Linked DNA regions of Mus musculus: region 1 is linked to region 2. A link is a loop called in an ENCODE intact Hi-C map of the cell type or tissue named here. Cell type or tissue: left cerebral cortex. All regions are shown on one strand. Links, peaks and the distances in the headings refer to the core of each region. The heading gives the core; the rest is flanking DNA.

Region 1 (12,188 bases), core at 2,077-10,076, 57 kb before region 2:
GTAAATGTACCACATTTTCTGTATCCGTTCCTCTGTTGAGGAACATCTGGGTTCTTTCCAGCTTCTGGCTATTATAAACAAGACTACTATGAACATAGTGGAGCATGTGTCCTTATTACCAGTTGAAACATCTGGTTATATGCCCAGGAGAAGAATTGCTGGATCTTCCGGAGGTACTATGTCTAATTTTCTGACGTAACACCAGACTGATTTCTAGAGTGGTTGTATAAGCTTGCAATCCCACCAAAAATGGAGGACTATCCCTCTTTCTCCACATCCTCGTCAGCATCTGCTGTCACCTGAATTTTTGATCTTAGCCATTCTGACTGTTTTTTTGTTTTTGTTTTTGTTTTGTTTTTTTTTTGGAAATCTCAGGGTTGTTTTGATTTGCATTTTCTTGATGATTAAGGATGTTGAATTTTCTCAGATGTTTCTCAGGCATTCTGTATTCCTCATTTGAGAATTCTTTGTTTAGTTCTGTACCCCATTTTTAAATAGGGTTATTTGATTTTCTGGAGTCCAGCTTCTTGAGTTCTTTGTATATGTTGGATATTAGTTCCCTATTGGATTTAGGATTGGTAAAGATCCTTTCCCAATCTGTTGGTGGCCTTTTTGTCTTAATGACGGTGTCTTTTGCCTTGCAGAAGCTTTGCAATTTTATGAGGTCCCATTTGTCAATTCTTGAACTTACAGAACAAGCCATTGCTGTTCTATTCAGGAATTTGTCCCCTGTACCCATGTCTTCGAAGGTTTTCCCTACTTTCTCCTCTATAAGTTTCAGTGTCTCTGGTTTTATGTGGAGTTCCTTAATCCACTTAGATTTGACCTTAGTACAAAGGAGATAAGAATGGATCAATTCGCATTCTTCTACATGATAACCGCCAGTTGTGCCAGCACCATTTGTTGAAAATACTGTCTTTTTTCCACTGGATGGTTTTAGCTCCCTTGTCAAAGATCAAGTGACCGTTGGTGTGTAGGTTCATTTCTGGGTCTGCAATTCTATTCCATTAGTCTACCTGTCTGTGGCTATACCAGTACCATGCAGTTTTGATCACAATTGCTCTGTAGTACAGCTTTAGGTCAGGCATGGTGACTCCACCAGAGGTTCTTTTATCCTTGAGAAGAGTTTTTGCTATCCTAGGTTTTTTGTTATTCCAGATGAATCTGCCGATTGACCTTTATAATTCATTGAAGAATTGAGTTGGAATTTTGATGGCAATTGCATTGAATCTGTAGATTGCTGTTGGCAAGATAGCCATTTTTACAATGTTGATCCTGCCAATCCATGATCAAGGGAGATCTTTCCATCTTCTGAGATCTTCTTTGATTTCTTTCTTCAGAGACGTGAAGTTCTTATCATACAGATCTTTCACTTCCTTAGTTAGAGTCTCACCAAAGTATTTTATACTATTTGTGACTATTGTGAAGGGTGTTGTTTCCCTAATGTCCTTCTCAGCCTGTTTATCCTTTCTGTAGAGAAAGGCCACTGATTTGTTTGAGTTAGTTTTCTTTTTTTTTTTTTTTTTTTTTTTTTTTTAATTTATTTATTTATTTATTTATTATATGTAAGTACACTATAGCTGTCTTCAGACGCACCAGAAGAGGGCATCAGATCTCATTATGGGTGGTTGTGAGCCACCATGTGGTTGCTGGGATTTGAACTTCAGACCTTTGGAAGAGCAGTTGGGTGCTCTTACCCACTGAGCCATCTCACCAGCCCCCTTGAGTTAGTTTTCTACCCAGCTTCTTCACTGAAGCTGTTTATCAGGTTTAGGAGTTCTCTGGTAGAATTTTTAGGGTCATATATATATATATATATATTTGACTTCTTCCTTTCCAATTTGTACCCCCTTGACCTCCTTTTGTTGTCTAATTGCTCTGGCTAGGACTTAGAATATGGAATAGGTAGGGAGAAAGTGGGCAGCCTTGTCTAGTCCCTGATTTTAGTGGGATTGCTTCCAGCTTCTCTCCATTTACTTTAATGTTGGCTACTGGTTTGCTGTAGATTGCCTTTATTATGCTTAGGTATGGGCTTTGAATTCCTGATCTTTCCATGACTTATCATGAATGGGTGCTGGATTTTGTCAAATGCTTTCTCAGCATCTAACGAGATGATCATGTGGGTTTTGTCTTTGAGTCTGTTTATATAGTAGACTATGTTGATTGATTTCCATATATTAAACCATCCCTTCATCCCTGGGATGAAGCCTATTTGATCATGATGGATGATTGTTTTGATGTGTTCTTGGATTCAGTTAGCGAGAATTTTATTGAGTATTTTTGTATCAATATTCCTAAGGGAAATTGGTCTGAAGTTCTCTGTGTTTGTTGGGTCTTTATGTGGTTTAGGTATCAGAGTAATTGTGGCTTCATAGAATGAATTGGGTGGAGTACCTTCTGTTTCTATTTTGTGGAATAATTTGAGGAGAATTGGAATTAGGTCTTCTTTGAAGGTCTGATAGAACTCTGCACTAAACCCATCTAGTCCTGAGCTTGTTTTGTTTGGGAGACTATTAATGACTGCTATTTCTTTAGGGGATATGGGCCTGTTAGATCATTAATCTGATTCTGATTTAACTTTGGTACCTTGGTGTCTGTCTAGAAATTTGTCAATTTCATCCAGGTTTTCCAGTGTTGTTGAGTATAGCCTTTTGTAGAAGGATCTGATGATGTATTGGATTTTCTCAGGTTCTGTTGTTATGTCTCCTTTTTCATTTCTGATTTTGTTAAATAGAATACTGTCCCTGTGCCCTCTGGTTAGTTTGGCTAAGGGTTTATCTATCTTGTTGATTTTCTCAAAGAACCAGCTCCTGGTTTGGTTGATTCTTTGAATAGTTCTTCTCGTTTCCACTTGGTTGATTTCAGCCCTGAGTTTGATTATTTCCTGCCCTCTACTCCTCTTGGGTGAATTTGCTTCCTTTCATTCTAGAGCTTCTAGGTGTGCTATCAGACTGCTAGTGTATGCTCTTTCTTGTTTCTTTTTGGAGGCACTCAGGGCTATGAGTTTTCCTCTTAGGACTGCTTTCATTGTGTCCCATACGCCAGGGTATGTTGTGGCTTCATTTTCATTAAACTCTAAAAACTCTTTAATTTCTTTCTTTATTTCTTCCTTGACCAAGGTATCATTGAGTACAGTGTTCTTCAGCTTCCACATGAATGTTGGCTTTCTATTATTTATGTTGTTATTGAAGATCAGCCTTAGTCTGTGTTGATCTGATAGGATGCATGAGATAATTTCAATATTTTTGTATCCCTTGAGGCCTGTTTTGTGACCAATTATATGGTCAATTTTAGAGAAGGTACCATGAGGTCCTAAGAAGAAGGTATATCCTTTTGTTTTAGGATAAAATTTCCGTAGACATCTGTTAATTCTATTTCTTTTTAACTTCTGTTAGTTTCAATGTGTCTCTGTTTAGTTTCTGTTTCCAGGATCTGTCCATTGACGAGAGTGGGGTGTTAAAGTCTCCCACTACAATTATTGTGTGAGGTGCAATGTGTGCTTTGAGCTTCACTAAAGTTTCTTTTTTTTTTTTTTTTTTTTTTTTTTAAAACAGAAGCACTCTTTTTTTTTTTTTTTTTAAAGATTTATTTATTTATTATATGTAAGTACACTGTAGTTGTCTTCAGATACACCAGAAGAGGGCACCAGATCTCATTACGGGTGGTTGTGAGCCACCATGTGGTTGCTGGGATTTGAACTTCAGACCTTCGGAAGAGCAGTCGGGTGCCCTTACCCACTGAGCCACCTCACCAGCCCCATCACTAAAGTTTCTTTAATGAATGTGGCTACCCTTGCATTTGGAACATAGATATTCATAATTGAGAGTTCATCTTGGAAGATTTTACCTTTGATGAGTATGAAGTGCCCCTCCTTGTCTTTTTTGATATCTTTGTGTTGGACGTCGATTTTATTCAATATTAGAATGCCTACTCCAGCTTGTTTCTTCAGACCATTTGCTTGAAAAATTGTTTCCCGGCCTTTTACCCTGAGGTAGTGTCTGTTTTTTTTCCCTGAGGTGGGTTTCCTGTAAGCAACAAAATGTTGGGTCCTGTTTATGTAGCCAATCTGTTAGTCTATGTCTTTTTATTTGGGAATTGAGTCCATTGATATTAAGAGATATTAAGGAAAAGTAATTGTTGCTGCCTGTTATTTTTGTTGTTAGAGTTGGGATTCTGTTCTTGTGGCTGTCTTCTTTTAGGTTTGTTGAAGGATTACTTTCTTGTTTTTTCTAGGGCATAGTTTCCTTCCTTGTGTTTGTGTTTTCCCTTTATTATCCTTTGATTGGCTGGTTTCGTGGAAAGATATTGTGTGAATTTGGTTTTGTCATGGAATACTTTTGGTTTCTCCATCTATGGTAATTGAGAGTTTTACTGGTTATTGTAGACTGGGCTGGCATTTGTGTTCTCTTAGGATCTGTATAACATCTGTCCAGGATCTTCTGGCTTTCATAGTCTCTACTGAGAAGTCTGGTGTAATTTTAATAGGTCTGCCTTTATATGTTTCTTGACCTTTTTTCTTACTGCTTTTAATATTCTATCTTTTTTTTTTTTTTTTGGTTTTTCGAGACAGGGTTTCTCTGTGTAGCTCTGGGTGTGCTAGATGCCTGCAGTGTAGAGAGTTCTCTGGGGACCTGGGACCCTCTGCTGAGATAATGCCCGAGATCCCATGCCTGGCTTTATGTTGAAAAGATAGCATTAATCTCATGACTGGAGATAGCTTTATTATCAATTATTTCTGCTTGCAGGGGGTGGGGGTAGGGGTCATTTTGTTCTCCATTCAATATATCCAGCTGCCTGAAACCTGAAACTTGCCTTTTTCAGGCAGGTATCTTGACTTCTTTTCTACATTGATCTTCATGTAGCCTCACAAAGTACTTGCAAAGAATAGCCCTTCCTGGGCTGCTGTGGATCACAGGTCTTTGCTTTTGAAAGCAGTGAAGAGCTTTACCACTTACTCAAGTGGCTTTGTGACCTTTTGGTGTGTGCAGCTTAGCCCTGCTCTGCTAAGCATTACAACTATATATGTTATTAAATATCTGAAAGCATTCCCAGGGTTGAATGGGGCTGAGTGCTAGAGTACTTATCATCATGCACAAAGCCATGGGTTTGATCCTCAGCACCACCAAAGGAAAACAATAACAAAAATAATAGTGAGCAAAGATATGGCTAGCAGATCCTGCCTTCATCCTGTTCCTGGATGTAGTGAACAAAGAGAAGGGGGATTCTGTTGTTTCTGACTCAACTGTTTAGCCTCCAGCCTCAACTCTGCAGTCTTCCTGCCTCACCTCTTGAATGACTGGATTACAGGTATGGATGTCCATATCCAGCTAAACAGGAGGATCAGTTTCCTTTTTCCTCATTTCTTCCTTTTTTCCTTCCTTTTTATTCTGTCTGTTGTACCTGAGTCCAAACAAATATGCTAGGTAAATGGTTTCCTACTGAGCTATATCCACAGCATCAAAGGAGATTCTTTAATGGGAAGTTTCTGCTTTTGTATGAGGTAAAAGTTTAGTTCCTACATTTTACAGGTAAGGAAACTGAAACACAGAAGGATCAGGTGGAAGATCAGGGTCACTGATAGTTGCTAGTCATATCGCCAACCCCACAGGCTTCTGGAGAGCTTGTCCCACCTTGCCATGCTGCTGTCCAGGAGGAATACAGTCTCCAAAAGAAGTAGGCAGATGCTTAAGTATCACCAGTGACCTATTTCATCTGGCTTCCTTACTGAACGTCAACAGAGACTTTGCTTTCCAATTGAACAGAATGTCTCCCCAGTTCCCCTCTTGTTCTTTCCCAGTCTTTGATTTCTGAAAATGTGGCTGGGCCTGCTTAGCATGCTTAACAGTACAGCAGGAAGTAGCTTTGGTGGATTAGTGAGGATTCGCATGCTCAGCACTAACCAGCTTGTGTTTGAGGTTTTGAGCTTTAAAGGCTTTGAAAGTCTTCCTTGTCTCCTTTTGGAAGGGTGGGAGTGCAAACAAACAGTCCTAATATAATTGTTACTTCTGATGAGAAAGGGGTTGAAGATCCTTCTCATAATGAAAACCAGACTGAGACTTGAGGCTGTTAACAGGCATAGCAAGAAACAACTGCATTCAGGGGAAAAGAAAAAAAAAAGTGATCACCAAAACTGAGCCACAGATGAGGAGGAGCTTGGCAAAGTTTTATATTGAATGAGAGTACACCCCTGAAATGAGGGTTCTCCTCAGAGGTCATTAAGCCAGCAATTGCACTGAGTGCTAGAAGGCAGTGTTATACACAATGGGATCTGTTTTGCATACCAGAAAGGTTTGCTTACATTATTATTAGAATTTAGTCTTGTGGCTCTTTGCCCAAAAGACTGTTTTATCTTGTTTGAAAGAACAGGAGGAAGAAGGCTAGATTCTCTAAAATTTAAGAGAATGGGACTGCAAGGTGTACTTCCTGTAAGCTGCCAACCTGAAACCAATCCCTGGAGTCCATGTAAAGATGAAGAAAAGTAATGCCAGAATGGCACCCACACTCCTGCATACTCACAAATATTACAATAAATTTAAGAAAATAGGCTACATTTGTAGCTGGATGGTAGACTGCTTGCCTAGCTTGCAAAAGATCCTGGACTCTATTCTCTGAACTACACAGAAAGGAAACATCCCTTTGTTTTGTTGTTTGTTTGTTTAATTTTGTTTTATTTTGAGGCAGGGTCTCTGTAGCCTTGACTGTCTTGGAACTCTGTAGATGACCTCAAACTCACAGCTCTGCCTCCTGACTAAAGATGTGTGCCAAGAAAACAGCACTTTTTAATGTGCTGGGTTTCCTTTTAGTGCCAGCATCCCCATTGTCTATAGCATAGGCTCAGTGCTCTTAGGGAATGCGTGAGTGGCTCTGCCTAGTGCCTAGATGACACAGCTTACCAGAATCTTCTTTTTCTTTCAGGTCTCTGTCCTGGGTTGCCCTGACCCAGTGGTGCATGAGATAGCCTATCAGTATGGGAAAAATGTTGGAATAGCTTTTCAGGTTGGTATACTTGTTTGTGGGAATGGTGACATACAGGCACAGCCTGCATTTTTCTCAGTGTAGTGTGCTAAGCAGTGGAGACAGTGGCAGCTCAGTGGGTGTACTCATCTTTCCTTTTGCCAGCTCATAGATGATGTATTGGATTTCACCTCATGTTCTGACCAGATGGGCAAGCCAACATCTGCAGACCTGAAGCTAGGCATAGCCACTGGCCCTGTCTTGTTTGCTTGCCAGCAGGTAGGTCTTACTCTCTTTGAAACAGGACCAACATAGAACCAATATCTCAGGCACATCTGGTAAAGTGTGAGAGAAAAAAATAGCTGGAGGCATTTAGATAAGGGACCACAGATTTGATCTTGGTTTAGTAACTGAGATGTTAGGGCTATAATTTCACTTCTATAAACCTTATCTGTGAAATACCAATTATAATCTCCTCAGTTGTTATGAGCGCTAGTTGATATACTACTCATTATCTTGTAAATCAGAAAGTGCTGAGTAAATTTCATGTGTTTTGAGTGTTGCAATATTGACAGTTACTACTTTTATGATTGGGTATGCCTCAAAGCCTCTTAAAGGTACAGAAAGTTCCGAGGGTGTCTAGGTCTGAGGAAGTCATAAGTTCTAGTTTAATGGAAATGTTGACATCTCGAGGGAAGCCTTGATGCCTCAGCCATTGCTTCCAAGTGTGGAGAAGTCAATTGAATGCACCAGGACTGCATAGTTCCTTCCTTTTCACACTGAGAAGCTTTCAAGTAAAGCTGCTTTCACGTCCTCTGTAACAGATGAGATGCTTCACAAGTATCAAAGATGCTGCAGTGACTGTCAAGCCAACCATTTCACAGCAGCATCTGGACCCAGGCCATTTGCTTTTAGCTGGGCCAGATGCTGCTTGGAATAAGTGGACCATTAGCTGTGTATGGGTATCTTTAAAACAAATAGTCATCTGAGTGGCATTTAACTGGTTAGTTGGCAGTGTACTAAGACAGTCATCACTAACTACCTTTTGGGTCTAAAATTTTTAAATTATCAGTTTTTCCATAAATTTTGCCTGCATTCTTTATTTAAAATGTAAGTCACGACTTCTCTAGGACTTAGTTCCATTTTGATATTAAAACCAGTGACATTCCTTTTGATTCGTTTCTGATTCAAGAAAGGTAAGAGATGATCTTTTATCCTTTGACCTAGCAGAACTACTACAGGTAATTCAGCCTCAGGGAGGCTGAAGCCTGGATGGCTGTGCTGAGTACCATGGACAGTACCTGTCAATTAAAAGAATAGAGACTATGACCAAAGATGATGTTGCACTTAGAAACTCTGTCCTTATTAGCAGGCTCTATCATCTCAGACACTTGAGGTCGGGGTAAGAAGAGAAAGATATAGAGCTCAGATGTAGTAACACAGGCGTGCCAACCAACACCCAGTTATAGGAGGGTCATGAGATTGAGGACAGTCTGAACTACATTAAAAACAAACAAAAATGTCTCAAATCATAAACAAACAAAATACATGCATTCTGTGAATGGTAGGTCCCTTTTCCCATGAGACTTATTAACTAACTACCCCAATATTCAGGAAAATTATTAATATAATGCTAAGTTTTAAAAAATTTAAAAAATCACATTAGAGCAACATAAAGGAACATTTTCTGTTATGCCATAGCCACCTATACACACACAGAGTATTCCTGAGCCATGTGTGTATAAAAGTATATCTGATGATAGAAAAATTAATCATCAGCCAGCATTTGTTGTATAGTCACAGACCTTCATCATCTCTGTCACAGGTGAGTATACATGAATAAAGGAGAGTCTCAACAATTATAAATACTTGCGTGTTATACTGGGAAATCCAAGAGGCATGAGGCACCCAGTTACTCTGACCAGGCAGCACCTTCCCCTTTCTGCCTATAAGTCAATGGGGAAAGGAGCTGCAGGCATAAACGCAGCCTCAGAAATGAGACACATGATGAAATTGAACAGTAGTGCCTCTGGGCAGCACTCACTGTGCCAAAAGTTAATAAAATAGATATTTATACTTAGTCAAGGTTGTATTTATAAATTGGTCTCAAAACCCTGAGCTTAGGATCTTTTTATGCATTATTCTGCTAAAAAAGAGTTCATGGGGCTTAAAATAACTTTGGGTGAATCAAGTTCAAAAATAATACAGGATTATACAGTATCTAGCTTTAATAAAACAGCATTGATTTTAGTTTATAAAGGATTCTTTCTTACATTTTCCCTGATTCACAAGTCTACTTTGTGGTAGATAACTGTTTGTTCTTTGAATGAAACTGATGCTCATGTCTGACCAAAATGGAACATCTGGTAGATGACACAGAGCCTTCTTTTGGGTAATTGAACATCTTTCCCAAGTCTTCTAAGACCAGCATTCATTTTACTATGCTTGAATTGTTCCTTCAACTAACAGTGTACATAACAGTACCCAGTAGGTCTACCCAGAAACCAGGTAACTGGTATACCCTAGCACTGAAGATACCACCACACAGGGTATCCACTATTGTTAGTGGCTAACATCATTTATAGAGTACTTGGAAGGTGTTTGTAAACCTTTCCTAGGGGGATGTTTTGTCCACATATTTGTCATTGAACTAATCCATCTGTGTAACACTGAAGATCTTGCTCTGAGATCCTAGGCCTTCCACAGACTCCCTGTCTCAGTCTCTCAAGTACAAAGATAACAGACATGCTCTCCAAACCCTGGCTTGCCTTTTCCTTTTTAATGCTGCATGGTAAATGATCTTTACATTATAATTTGTTCGACTAAGAACTGTTTGACTGAGTCTTCTATTTTTGATATCTTTGGGAACGATTCCTTTGTGGCCATGTTCAGGGACTTGAGGTGTGTCAGGAGGTCGTCACTCAGCAGTAGAGATCCGCCTAACATGTATATCACCCTGGGTTTGACTCAAAGTGAGCATATGCATATCTCTCTCTCTCTCACACACACACACACACACACACACACACACACACACACACACGAGCGCGCGAGCGCGCGCACTTCATGATTTCTGAAGAGGTCTCAGTGGTAATGAAGTTAGTATATTCTTGATTAGGAGTGTATATTGTCATTGAGCTCTGTTGTAGAGTAATTGCCTAGTATGCACAAGTCCCTGGACTCCATCACTAGCACTTGAGAGGTAAAAGCTAGGAATTCAAAGTTATTGCCAGCTACATAGGTCATCATCCTGGGCCCCATGAGATTGTGCCAAAAAAATAAAAAGGAAAAAAGGGAAAAAAGAATACAACCCACAACATTGCAAAGACCTTATTCACAAGTGCAAACCCTAGCCAGAAGCAGCCGTCTGTAATGAAACTGTACACAGAAGCTACTGGGTAAGAAGTGGGAAATATGTTTCTCTTAAACAAGCAAGTCTCCACCCTTTTTCTTTAAAATTCCTTGGACATTAACTCAGTAACATTTACCTGAATCTGTTGTACTGTCTCAGGCTTTATGATTTTTCTCAAAATATAAACTTACACAAAAGTTTGAGTGTCCCTGCAGTGTGGTTATGTCTTGACGGTTACTCTTGCTGTGTGTAATGCCCCAGAAGGTAAAAAATTAGAAATAGCTGTCCTCTTTCTCCTTGCTGGTTCCCTTACCTAAAGCTGGTATTTAAATATGTAAATGTGGGAAATTCATTAAGACATACTGATATACTTCACTTTGGAAACAATGTGAAAAAATTGTTTGACTTTCTATTTTTTATGTAGTTTTTTTTAATTTTCATTTTAAATCTTTCAATGACATATGAAAATGTTTATGAAATACTCAGAAATAGAAGTGTTTTCCTTTTTTGGTGAGATTATAATAGTTTAAAAGCTCGTTTTAAAATTTTCCTTTCATCTGCTTTTTATTGATAAATCACTAGACAAATGTCAGGCTTCCCGCTGTCATCGCCGGCCTCTGCACCAGATGCCTAGGCTTATGCTACGGTGCCTTAGAATTACTCAGGTTTGGACACTACTGACCCATCCTAGTGCACTGATCACCCTTGTAGTTTTGTGAACACATTTCCCAGTTACAATCTGATTTCCTCACAGGCTATTTTTCCTACTTGTAAAAAGCATGAGTAAGCAAAAAAAAAAAAGTCTCACTGAATCTGGGATGAGAACCAACTTGTTTCTCACTTCTTCCTCACATACACAGGGGTAGGGAAGTTTAGAAGTTTGATATTTGCATATTGAAATTTACATAGTGTTACTTCAAAGGAGGAATGTAGTCATGCTCACTGCAACTTAGTTTAAATGTTGCTTTCTTGATGTTTTTACATTAAAAGCATCAGAGAAACTACACAGTTGGCATATTTTATGACACATAACTCAAGCTGAGGAAACATACGCTCGATATATGATACATACACAGGGGATTTTTTATGAGATGCCCAAGACACCATCACATCTGCTTTAAGATATAGCCTAGAAATAAACAAGTGTGTGTGTGTGTGTGTGTGTGTGCGCGCGCGCGGGGGGGGGGGGGTATTTAAAAAATAAAAGCACCAAAATTATCTGATTGATTTCTTGATTTTATTTCTTGATGCAAACTAGTACTTAAGAACTCTGTATGGATGTTAACTGTCTCTACAACTTTGTTCTCAAACATGTACTTTTCTAGAACACTGCTCCTTGTTTGGTTAGGGTTTCTCTTCTGTTGTTTGCCTTGTTTTTTCTACTGCAGATTCCATAGTCACTACTACTGGAGAACTTACTTCATCCTTCAGGCATAGTGCCAGGGAAACTGGCAACTGCATCAGCATGGATATCAGACAGAAAGCATCCTACCTCTTACTCCATAGAATTACAGACTGCTAGAAATTGGACAGTTGAAACAGAAAAGAAGACTGAGATGAGGAAATTATTCAGCTGGGATGGTTGCTGGCAGAACCTGGATATGGGGTTTCTGTCTGGATGCCGTCCTCCTAAATAACCAGTAAAAATGAAGAGGATACAAGACATTGTCATCATTACTGAGGGACTTATAGTGTGTGTCACACACGGTGGGGAGACAGGTGTCTGAGTAGTCAGTTCTTTCTTCATCAAACTCCAGTCATCAGACCATGCACACTCAACCAGACCATTTCTCCAGCCTGTTTTGTTGTTGTTGTTTGTTTTTGTCTTTTTGCTATCAGACCTTTTTATTCCCTCTCTTGTGCTACAATGAATAGGACTAGC
Region 2 (12,188 bases), core at 2,011-10,010:
TTTGATTTGGTATCTGAGCCATACATGTGTGCACACCTGTCTATTCTGACTAGTTAGCAGAATCTACAGCACTGCTTTGTAATCTGCCCAGATGTGGTGTACTGAGTACTTTAATCCCAGGACACAGGAGACAGAGACAGGTGAACCTATGTGAGTTTGAGGCCACTGGTCGACACAGTTCCACCAGGCTAACCAGGGCTACATAGTGAGACTATTTCAACAACCTCTCCCCCAAAACATGTATCAAATATAAATCTCATTTACCAAACTAATCTCATCTACATCCCAAGACTAAGATAAAATATTTTGTGCTGGGCATGGTCTACATGAAGAAAGCCTATCTCACAAAAATAAGTAAATAATAAGTGAATAAGTAATTAGAACATTTTAAAGATATAAGATGTAAATATCTCACAAGATATATTGTAAAGAAATGGAAATCATGTTCAGCACCTTTAGACAGCTTCATAAAGCAAGTTTAATAAGCATTAAGGCTCTGTCAGATTGAAAATACAATGAGTATAAGGTAAGCAAATACTAACAGCTAAAATTGCTTTGTAAAAGATAATGGGACAGGCTTTGGAAAATGCCTCTCTGAAGACGGGTTTGATTCCTAGCATCCACACTCAACTCTCTCTTCTGGCCTTCATGGGCACCAAGCATAAACATGATACATAATACCCATACATATAAAAAAAATTTTAAATGTAAATATGCTACTCATAAAAAATTGTTAGACTGCCCTGACACAAACATAAATCTCTTTCTTTTATGTTTTACTTATATTGATAATGAAGGAAATTTGAAAGCAGATAAATAAAGAGTTCAAAAGAGAAACTTATGTGACCTTCAAAGCTAGATACAACACAATTTTACTTTACTCACACACTGGCAAATATAACTTTCATTGACCTGCCTGCATACCATTGTAAAATTGATTACAAATCTTCCTAAACTGATCTACAAGTTGAATACATTAGAATAAAAATCCCAAGTTTTTCATGGTTCAAGGAGTATATGAAAGAGCATGAAGGGGAAAAAATGGTTTTAAACATTATTTGTGAAACGTTAGATAGAGTTGTCTCAGCAGTTAGGAGCACTGCTGCTCTTCCCGAGGACCCAAGTTCAGTTCCCTGAACCCATGTTGGGTGGCTCAAACCCATCTATAGCTCCTGTCCTAAAGCCTCTCATTTTCATGGGCACCTGCACTCATATATATAGACATACATGTACATGCACACACCTACACATGGTAAAAATCATAAAAATAAATATTTTTTTAAAAACTCGCTTGAGATTCATTATGAAGTCTTACTAAGACAGTATTGTGGCAATACAAAATCAAGTAAATGGACAAAACTTAAAAACAAACTTAGGCTTTTAAACCAAACTTCTTGTCTTAGAATTATGGTATAGTGGGGGAAATATACTATTCAAGTGAAATACTAGTTTACTGCATAAAAGAGAAACTAAGAATGTATCTCTATCCCATCTTATAGGAAAAAATCCAAATCCAGAAATATAAATACAAAGAAAGGCATGCTTATACTTCTATCATTATACATTAACAACAAAACTGCAAAAGCAGATAAATCTTTAAAAAGACAAAGCCGCAATCTTTAAAATGGTGTGTGTGTGTGTGTGTGTGTGTGTGTGTGCGCGCGCGTGTACCTGCTCAAGTACACAGCATCACACAGCCCATGTGCAGAGGTCAGAGGACAACTTTAAAAGGTTGGTTCTCAATTTGCAAAACACATGAAACTCAAGAAGGAAAACCAAAGTGTGGATACTTTAAACCTTCTTATAAGTGGGAACAAAACACCCATGGAAGGAGTTATCGAGACAAAGTGTGGAGTAGAGACTGAAGGAATGATCATCCAGAGACTGCCCCACCTGGAGACCCATCCCATAAACAACCACCAAAACCAGATACTATTATGGATGCCAACAATAGCTTGCTGACAGGGGCCTGATATAGCTCTCTCCTGAGAGGCTCTGCCAGTGCCTGACAAATACAAAAGTGGATGCTCACAGCCATCCACTGGACAGAGGGTCCCCAATGAAGTAGGGAGAGAAAGGACCCACAGAGCTGAAGGGGTTTGTAGACCCATAGGAGGAACAACAATATGAACTAATCAGTACCCCCAGAGCTCCCTGGGACCAAACCACCAATCAAAGAAAACTGGGACTCATGGCTCTAGCTGCATATGTAGCAGAGGATGGCCTAGTCGCTCATCAATGGGAGGAGAGGCCTTTGGTCCTATGAAGGTTGTATGACCCAGTGTAGGGGAATGCCAGGTCCAGGAAGAGGGAGTGGGTGGGTTGATGAACATGGGGAGTGGGGAGGGGATAGGGGATTTTCGGAGGGGAAACTAGGAAAAGGAATAACATTTGAAATGTAAACAAAGTAATAAAAAAATCTCAAGCTTAAAAAAATTATTTAGCTAGTTAATACTAATGAAAATATTGCCAGCACATTTGAAAGCATTCAAAACGTATTGTAAATATGTAAAACTTTATGTAAATAAAATACATCAATGTATGTTGGTGCATGCCTGTAGGAGCAGGTAAATCTCCTGAGTTCCAGGAGAGCCTGGTTTACACAGCAAGTTCCAGGAAAGCCAGCACTACAGATAGTGAAACCCTGAAACAAAACAGTATCAAAAAGTTATTTCTCTCCTTCCACCATGTGGACCCCAGGGATCAAACACTCAGGGCATCAGGCAAAAGCCTACTTTATCTGCTGATTCATCCCATTGGGCCCAATGATGAGTTTTTAAAATGCAAGCCATACCAGACACATATAGCTTCCCAAAGCAAAGAAGTATTAAGCAGTAATGACTTAGGAATACAGGTCTAGCCTGTTTCCTTCAGGACTATGACTTCCATGTAAGGACAGACAACATATATGATGACAGAACTGGAAGGCCCAAGGCACCAGTTCTGAACCTGTAGGTCATGACCCCCACGGAGATTGCTTATCAATGTCCTGAATATCAGATATTTATACTATAATTCCTAACAATAGATAAATTATAGTTACAAAGTACCAACAAAATAATTTTATGGTTGGAGGTCATCACAACATGAGGAACTGTATTAAAAGGGCACAGCATTATGAAAGCTGAGAACTACTGGCCTAGGGAATGATGGACAAGTCCTTCAGGTATGGAGGAGAGTGCTCATGGTCATGCTCTGTCTGTAGTTTAGCTGATGAATTAATAGATGTTTATTATAGCTAGCATTAGTCTTTTGAAGGTATCAAGAAAACTTTTAAAGTACTTCAATTGCAGGTAGATGACAAAAAGAACAAGGACTAGAATGATTAAGGTTCTAAAGCAACACTGTGGGAACAGCTCAGTGGCAGAACACTAGCCTAGCAGGAGAATCAGGCAATTAATCCCAGAACCATATTAAAAATCTTTCTGAAGCAGCATCAAAACATTGCACAAAAGAAATCTCATTTCAGTGGCCACACTTAGCACACTGGAAAGAAGAAAGCACAGGCTACCCCTGACGTTTGATCAGAGGAAAGACAAGCTGAAGAGCAGACAGAGTAGGCTGAGCTCTATCTAGTCTTTTAAAAGCTAACAACACTATGGAAGTTAGGAGTTCACACTTCACAATTTCATAGTTTTAATATTTTTTAACTGGTACACAAAGGATACACATAAACAGTACAGTGTTAATTTTTTTTGATACATGTGTAAACTGAATGTTTAAGTCAAACTAAATGTTTATTTCTTTAAATATTTATTATTTTTTATGGTAAAGAACTTTAAAAATCATTTCTAACTATCTTTTTTTTCCTTTCTTACCTAGACTTATAAAATAGGACAGTATTCTGTTGATATCCAGTCACTTTACTATTCAGTAACAAATTAGTCCACTAATTCATACTCTCCATCTCTCTCCCTTCACACACCTTCACACACACACACACACACACACACACACACACACACACACACACACACACACACACACACGCATGCATACAAGCACAGGTCTCTTTATGTAGCCCAAGCCCTGAACTTGTCACCCAGATGTCACTATACCTGATTGACAATTTCTTTCTTATTATTTATATGTGTGGTGTGTGTGTGTGTGTGTGTGTATGTGTGTGTGTGTGTGTGTATGCACGTGCAAGTTGTGTGCAGGTACAGACACCTGCATGTGAATGCTGGAGGACATCAGTCATCCTGACCGATTACTCCCCTCATGCCCTTGAGACAGGGCTTCCTGCTGAATCTGAAGCCTGCTGTTTTTAGAAGTTAGCTGACTGACCAGTCAACCCAGGAGCTCCTATGTCCTGTCCTGGGGGGGGCGTTACAAACAGGCCACACTGGCTTTTTATATGGGTACCTGGATCTGAACACAGGTACTGCTGCTTGCATAGTGTTCTTCCCCTCTGAGCCACACTAATTTATAAAATCAGCCTCTAATGAATATGAATGTGTTAGAAATTAGCTAAAATAATGAAAAGGTTTTCAAAGAAAGACTAAAATATTCCCCAAACCAATTCTATTAGAGGAAAAAAAAAATTTCCATGACAACTGTGGAACACTAGGTGTAGTGGTACACACACTTGTGTAAAAGCAAGATGACTGTGGGTCATTCTTAGCTAGATTATAAATGTGAGGCTAGCCTGGGCTACAAGAGACAAAAAAAAAATCAAACTCAAAGATACAATTTGTAAGCAGACTAAAAACAAAACTATCTGTTGATTAAAACCACAGCTGATGGAAGCATGAACTCTAAAGCAAGGGCTGGTAGATCTCTGTGAGTTTAAAGCCAATGAAGTCTACAAAAGGAATTCCAGGCCAGGGAAACAAAAGGAGACTCTGTCTTCAAAACCACATCAAAAACAAAAACAAAAAACTGCTCTAGCACCCAAGAGAATAAGAGACAGTTTATTCTGGAACCATGGCCAGACTATGATTCAGAACCATGAGTGACCATAGCCCAGGACAGAGTCAGGTGAGCCTACTACATACATAATATGTACACATAATATGTACACATAATTCCCACTGGGTAACACACTCATTATGCTCTGTTACATAACAAAAGAATGTAAGAAACTAAAGCACTCCTCAAATACACTGCACACTGAAGTAACAAGTAGGTTAATTATAGCAAGGTAGAAAATACATTGCAAAATAATTTACCTAATAATCACAAGAATGGTTACTAGGTAAAACACAGAGGAAGACAATGGTTGCCCATTAATAGCACAAAATAATCTGGCTCCAGACAAGCAACACTGCATGCAACTCTTCTCCTAGCAAGTTCTAACTAGGCAACTGGCTTTGTAAATCTTTAACATGGGCGTAGTTTTGCTGGGGTTTTTTTTTAGAAACTTCTGTTCATAATAAGCTCTGATATTTCATTGTATGGCCTGGAAAGATGAAGTGGCCTTCCCAAAGACCAAGTTCAACTCTAAGTTCCCATATCAGAGACAAGTGCTTCTAACTCCAGCTCCACCCTCCGCTGAATCTGAAGACACCGAAACTCACTCATCTGCACATACTCACACACCAATACATATAATTTAAAAGATAAATCTTAAAAAACTGTTATGTAAAATTACCACAAAGATATATATTGTTTGAAATGTGTTCTCCTTCCTGTTCCTGTCATTTTTTATGGGAATGGGGAGGTACACATGTGCTTCTTTTAAAAATCTTCCAGAAAGGGGGTGTGCGGGGGGGGGGGGGGAGAGGGTGTCGGGTGGGGAGCCTATCCCAATAACCAAAACACAGAAAAGCAGGCAGAAAGAGCCATGCCACCACAATACTACTTGATATGTCCTTATTTTCTACAATGTATTTATCAGGAAACTTACCAAACTTCACAACTGCCACTAGAGGGAAGGCATTATAGGTTTCAGGCAGACACTCTTACATATAAATAAAGCCACAATATAAATTTGCTGAAATCAACTAAGAAATGAAAATCTAAATCCTTTTGCCCAGAATAACAAACAGAGATGGGTAGGAAAGGGGTAAGAGTCCTGAGACAAGCTACACAGAGAAAGCCTTCAGCAAAGAAAAAGGCAACCTTTGTCTGTTCTTGCTTACTTGGACCAGACTCTGGAAATGGCAGTATGCCCAAATTTCTGTTACAGAGCTCTGTTCAATATGCCTGAAACAAGTTCCCAATCAACTCTGAAGTTAACTTGATTCAGAATGACCTATATACACACACTACAAAATAGATTTCTTACAAAAATATGAACTGCAAAATCAGACACCATGGAAACACACATAATATGAACCACTTGAATCAGAATTATTATAAAGTAACTAGAGCCTATAACAGCAACACTTGGAGTAATGGGCAAAGGGATCCCAAGTCCCAGACCAGGCTGAGTTACAAGACCTGAAAAGAGAAGTCACGGGGAGAGGCAGCTCAGTAGGGAAGGCAGCCTGCTTGCTTAGGCAAATCGGAAATCACTCAAGTGGAACCCATGTGTGCTGGCTAGTTCTATGTCAACTTGTCATAAACTACAGTCATTTGAGAGGAGGGTACCTCAATTGAGAAAATGCCTATAGGCAAAGCTGTATGGCATTTTCTTGATTAGTGACTGAAGGGGGAGGGCCAGCTGATTCAGAAGCCTCGGTGAGGGGCTTCTGCATCAGCTCCTTCTTGCCTCCAGGCTCGTGACTGAGATCTTGTCCTAATTTCCTTCAATGATGGACTATGATGCAGAAGTGCAAGCCAAATAAATCCTTTGCTACCCAACTTGCCTTTGGTCTTGGTGTTTCATCACAGCAATAGTAATCCTAATGTAGAAAGAGTAAAGCAACTCCAATGTTGTCCTCTAACCTCCACAGGAACATCATGGCATGGCATGCCACCCCACCCCAATAATAATAAATAAATTTTAGTAAACAGAAATAGAGCTGTCTAGAGAAACTGACCAATGGGAGGGGATGGTGGAGAGAAAAGAGGAAAGTAGTTAGGGAATATGCTCAAAACTAAAATGTACATGTGCAAGTTAAACAAAATAATGAAAGGCTAGAAGGGTAGATAGCTCAATAGGCAAAGGTTTTGCCATTAAGCTGACAACCTGAGTTCAATTCCTGTAACAACAGGGTCAAAGATGAGAGCCAACTCCAGTGGATTCCTTTAGTCACACAAGTGCCAACACATGTGCATACACACAGACACAAACACAGACAAATACACACAAAAAAGTTTAAATATTTTTATTTAGAAAAAAACAAGAATGTTAACAATATAACGAAATGTACATACACACAGACAGATACAAATGTAGACAAACACACACAAAATGTTTAAATGTTTTTATTTAAAAAAGAAAAATAGAAACAAGAATATTAACAATATAGCAACAAAGCTCTGTCTAGGCATTTTAATCTCCAATTCTTTAAGTTCTTAAAAAAAAAAAATTACCAGATTCCATAAGAAATGGGGGGGACCTAACCAGAATCTGAAAAAAAAAACTTTACAAGGAATAAAGGAGTAATAAACAAGAACTTTCGTGCAGAATAAAAACTAATCAATAACTTTAAAAAAAAAAAAACTATTGACACTTACAAAGGAGAAAAAAAATATAATAGACATAACCAAAAAGTAAAACTGAACAGTTTCCTAAAGAGATAAGAGTGGTATATTTAGAAACGATAGCACAGCCAGAGAAATTAAAATACGTAAGTATATGTGTGTGCATGTGTATAAATACAAAAATATCCAGAAATATAGTAGTCTCATCTCCAGATGGAAACAGCCATCAAGTGACAGCACAGCATCCTCTTAGAAGACCACCACAGTCAAGCTATCCCTGCAAGATCTCACATGCACACACACACACACATGCATGCACACAAGTATGTGTGACAGCCACTAAATAAAATATATTTAAAAAGCTGTCTGAAAGAGGACAAATTAAATACAAAACTATTAGAACCATCTAGATGATGGAGCATTTCTGTAATCCCTGCAGAAACAAGAATCTTGGGTTCTAGACTTGGCCCTGTACTCAGAGACTTGACTGGGACTGTAGTAAAACAGGTCAGGCAAAGCATTGCCTTTAGAAGTTTAAAGGAAGATTGTAAGTGAGCTAAGGTGAGGAGTGCTCATCTGCCATGTGTAAAGCCTTAGGTTTGAACTCTAGCACTTCCCCTGCAAAAAAAAAAAAAAAAAAAAAAAAAAAAAAGTCCGGGAAAACGAATAGTACAAGTAATAATAGATTCTATGGTGAAATTTGTTTGGTTAATGTGCCATTTTAAAAATATTTTCATTTATTCTTTGAGAATTTCATGTATGCATATAATGTATTTTTGATGGTTTTCATAATGCCATTTTTAATAGTACATAATTCTAAATTACCTAGCCTATGCATCTGCAATGGGGCTGGGTGCTGTTTGTTTGACTGGTTTGTGTTTTGAGACAGGGTCTTCCTATGCAGCCCTGGCTAACCTGAACTCGAGATCTTCCTGTCTCTGCCTCCTGAGAGCTGGGATTATAGGTGTGTGCCACTACATTAAGCTTTATAATGACTTTGTTGTGAGGATAAATTAATTCGGTTATTTACATGTGTAAAATACCCTGGCATTTTTATGTACTATACATAAGCACTCAAGAAAACAAGACAGAAAGAGGCATTAACAGATTTTAGATTTTCATTATAATCCCTCAAGTAATAGTGATTGGCATTTAGCAATCTTCGTGTAGTACTCAATTGGGGAGTGGGATTTGTGGAATGAAATCTAATGACAGTAGCTATATTTACTGCCCCCACCCCACACACACACTGACTCAAATTAAACAGTCAGAAAGAGAGAAAATGTTAAAAAGAAGGGTGTGATAGCACATACTATGTAATCCTAGCACTGGGTCAGAGGAAGCAGGATGACTGCAGTGAACTTGAGGTCACCTCTGGGCTGCAGATTAAGTTCCAGGCCAGTCTGAGTACACAGTGAAATTCTGCCTCAAAAAATAACACCACAGAAAGAAGCAAGGAAAAGGGCAAGAGTGAAGGTAGGGCAGAGGGGCAAGGAAAAAGGAAAGAAAGGAGCTGGAAGGGGGAACAGGAAAAGGCAGGAGGAGAAAGGAGGAGGGGGAGAAAAAAGGAGGGGATGAAGGATGGAGAAGAGGGGCAAGGAGGAGGAGGAGGAGGAAGAGGAAGAGACTGGAAGGAAAGCCTACAGAGGCTGTGCAGTAGCACATGGCTACCTCCCAGCAGAATGAAGTAGAAGCAGCAGAATCTCAGGGCAGGCACCACCAGGCAGGGAGATCTGAAAAGCCAAGAGCTGCAGCTCAGTGATGGAGCACTTAGCCTAGCAGGCCTAAAGAATGGGTTCAATTCCATCCCCATCATGGCTTAAAAAAAAAGACACATAAATGGGCTGGAGAGATGGCTCAATGGTTTAAAGCACTAACTGCTCTTCCAGAGGTCCTGAGTTCAATTCCCAGCAACCACACGGTGGCTTACAAACATCTGTAATGGGATCTGTTGCCCTCTTCTTGTGTGTCTGAAGATAGCTACAGTGCACTCACATACATAAAATAAATAATTCTTAAAAAAAAAAAAAGACACATGGTCCAAGAATCCAGTCATGTGAGATTTCTAAGTGCTTGTGAAAAACCTCCAAGAAACCAAGAAAAGAGCCTTGTGGAATTCTTGGATTAATGCTTCATATCACTCCCAGGTGGAGTGGAGAAGAGTAATTTACTTCACATTATTCATTGCAATTGGCTATTGTTACTTGTTGCTTGGCCACTAGACACTTTACTCCTGTGGCTCCTCTTAAACCTATATACAAATTGTCTAATGCTCTGAATAAAGTTGGTTAGTGCATGAGACTTTAGTCCACCTCATATATTCGCTCCATTTTCTCAGGTCTCACCACCTCTAGAGCAGTAAAAATGAGGCTTAAAGAGAAGAGGTGTAGTACTAAAATTTCCTCAAGAGCTATGAAAGGGGGAACAGAAAAAGCATGAAAATCCTTTCAGCCCGAAAAGCAACAACAAAAGCCACTTGTTCAGGTCCAAAACAAGTTTCTATGCTGTACATCTTTAGTATTCCTGAAGACTCCACAATGATGAGGAAGGCAATGGCTCTATTAGGTCCAAACAGAGCATTAACTGAGCCACCTGAGCAGTGCTGATCTCAACAGGAAACAGTATTCTAATGGTGAATGGTATGAGGACTACATAAACTGATAAAGATAGATTGACGGTCCCACAATTAACCTTAAGCAAGTTTGGCTTAAAAGGCCTGAAGGAAGCAAATCTAACCTCTACACTTCTGTTACAGAAAGGAAATATTCAGTCAAACATTCATAACTGTTCGCTGCATTTGTTATCAAGTGTAATGTGCCATTTGATTAAGAAAACAGTGAGAAGCACATTTCCATCAATGGTTAAGAGGATGTGTATCTGCAAGTACTACTCTAACTACTTAGATCACACTGATATGTCAAAGACCTAATAAAAATATAATTGTGATTATTACAATATTTGCTTCTTATGTCCAATGACTAAAAGGTAGGTATATATACTTATAAATATATTTGTGGGGATTTCTAAAACATTGAGGCTTCTTACGTAAATACATCTCATCTCATACTTAGTAAACTATTGCTATATTTATCTGCCAATCTTTACATTTCCATCTTTGTCATTCATCATATTTATAAATAAGACTAGGAAAATATTTCCCATACATAACTAATGTATGTTTAAATAACTGAAATTTAAACTAATAAGCACAAATGGCACTATTATCTTATTTAGAACTGATGGTCTAACCTTACCATCTTGTTTCACTCAGAGTTAGCTACTGGACTTGTGGTAAAGAGCGGAATACATTTGTAGACAGGCCTTCCTTCTTTCTCTTCTGCATTGGCTATACAGTAATGATGCACTCTTACAAATTATACTTAATGTTAATTAGTAAATCTGGCACTAAGTGTGATGTTTTAAAAGACAAGTATTTATGCCTAGTAGTTATGATGCAGTATGAAAGTTACTGCACTATATATCTGATCTCAAAAAGATAGCCTTTCCAGTGGCAATTAATGGATAATTAATTTCTTTTATTTTGTTCCCAAGTTTAACATTTTTGTCCTTGTTGTTTTTACACCTTAAGGTCACTTAATGCAATTTACAAAGTTAACTTCCAAAGCTTCGGGAACAGAACTGAGGCCTTTAATATGACAGCAACATGCCTACAGTACATATGTATTCAGGGCACAACCAAAGCAAGGGGCCTTGTCCACTTTACTTCCCAGCTGCCAACATTTCACACAGCCCACATCAGAATGTCAAAATTAGCAATGGTGTCACTTTGTTCTGTTTCTAACCAATCTTAACAACTGTACATAATGCCACAGTACTGGCTTATATTATGACTATTAATGAGATTTGCATTTTTAATTATTATGTAATACTCCTTTTTTTTTTTTTTTTTTTAAAGATAGAGTCTCATTGTGTAGTCCTGGCTGCCCTGCAACTCCCTGTGTAGAGCAAGCTGGTCTTGAACTCAGATCTCCTGTTTCTGCCTGATCTGCTGAGATGCCATCATACCCAGCTATATTTATTAATTTTTTTAAAGCATAAAGGAAAGTGGAGATAGAAGGGGAGGGAAAAGAAGAAGAAAGAGGGGAGGAGAAGAAGGAGGAAAAGGGAGAGGAAGGGGAAGGGGAAGGAAACGTGAAGGAAAGGGGAGGGAGGAGGAAGAAGAGGAAAGGAAAAGCAGAGACCTAAAAAGACAGGCAAAGGAACAGGACCAAACAGGACTCATGTTCAAGGCCAGCCTAAACTACAGAGTGAGACACTTTTTTAATTTAAAAAACATCAAACATGAACCAGCAAGGTTTTTTTGTTTGTTTGTTTTTGAGATAGCGTCTCTCTATGTAGCCCTGACCACCCTGAAACTCACTAGGCTGGCCTTGAATTCAGAAATCTGGCCTATGCTTCCCAAGTGCTGGGCTCAAAAGTGTGAGACACCATGTCCAGCCAGCATCTTTCTTAAAATTCGTATTTCAACAATAAGCAGGTAAACAGTTTTGCATCTACAATGAAGAGGCCTGTGAGGCAGAGAGATGATCAGAGTGGTATGAGAGTAGGCCAAATGGATCTGCACTGATCAGAGCCACAGTGTGGAAAAAGACTCAGCTGGCTACTGAGGAAACCCATCTTGAATAGTCCTCCTG

Evidence for each region. Peaks named below come from ENCODE experiments on the same cell type or tissue, not always from the same donor. Only the 100,000 strongest peaks of a DNase experiment are listed, where the experiment ranks them.
Region 1: a loop joins it to region 2, with 5 times the contacts of the local background. A loop is called at or near these places in 1 of 42 quality-filtered maps.

The regions. Positions count from the first base shown.
Region 1 is chr2:22,922,625-22,934,812 of GRCm38, forward strand. Pdss1 (prenyl (solanesyl) diphosphate synthase, subunit 1) reads left to right here. Exons shown (of 11, transcript NM_019501.3): 8 at 6,916-6,996; 9 at 7,120-7,233. Among named protein-coding and RNA genes, the nearest start is that of Pdss1, 33 kb to the left of the region's middle. In left cerebral cortex, for the core only: no CTCF peak of the experiment used is centred there; a DNase peak (open chromatin) is centred at 5,816; H3K27ac peaks cover 2,046 bases.
Region 2 is chr2:22,980,050-22,992,237 of GRCm38, forward strand. The region is part of intron 2 of Abi1 (abl-interactor 1); the gene reads right to left. Among named protein-coding and RNA genes, the nearest start is that of Gm52502, 28 kb to the right of the region's middle. In left cerebral cortex, for the core only: a CTCF peak has its summit at 5,887 (motif pointing right); DNase peaks (open chromatin) are centred at 6,144 and 6,341; H3K27ac peaks cover 1,941 bases.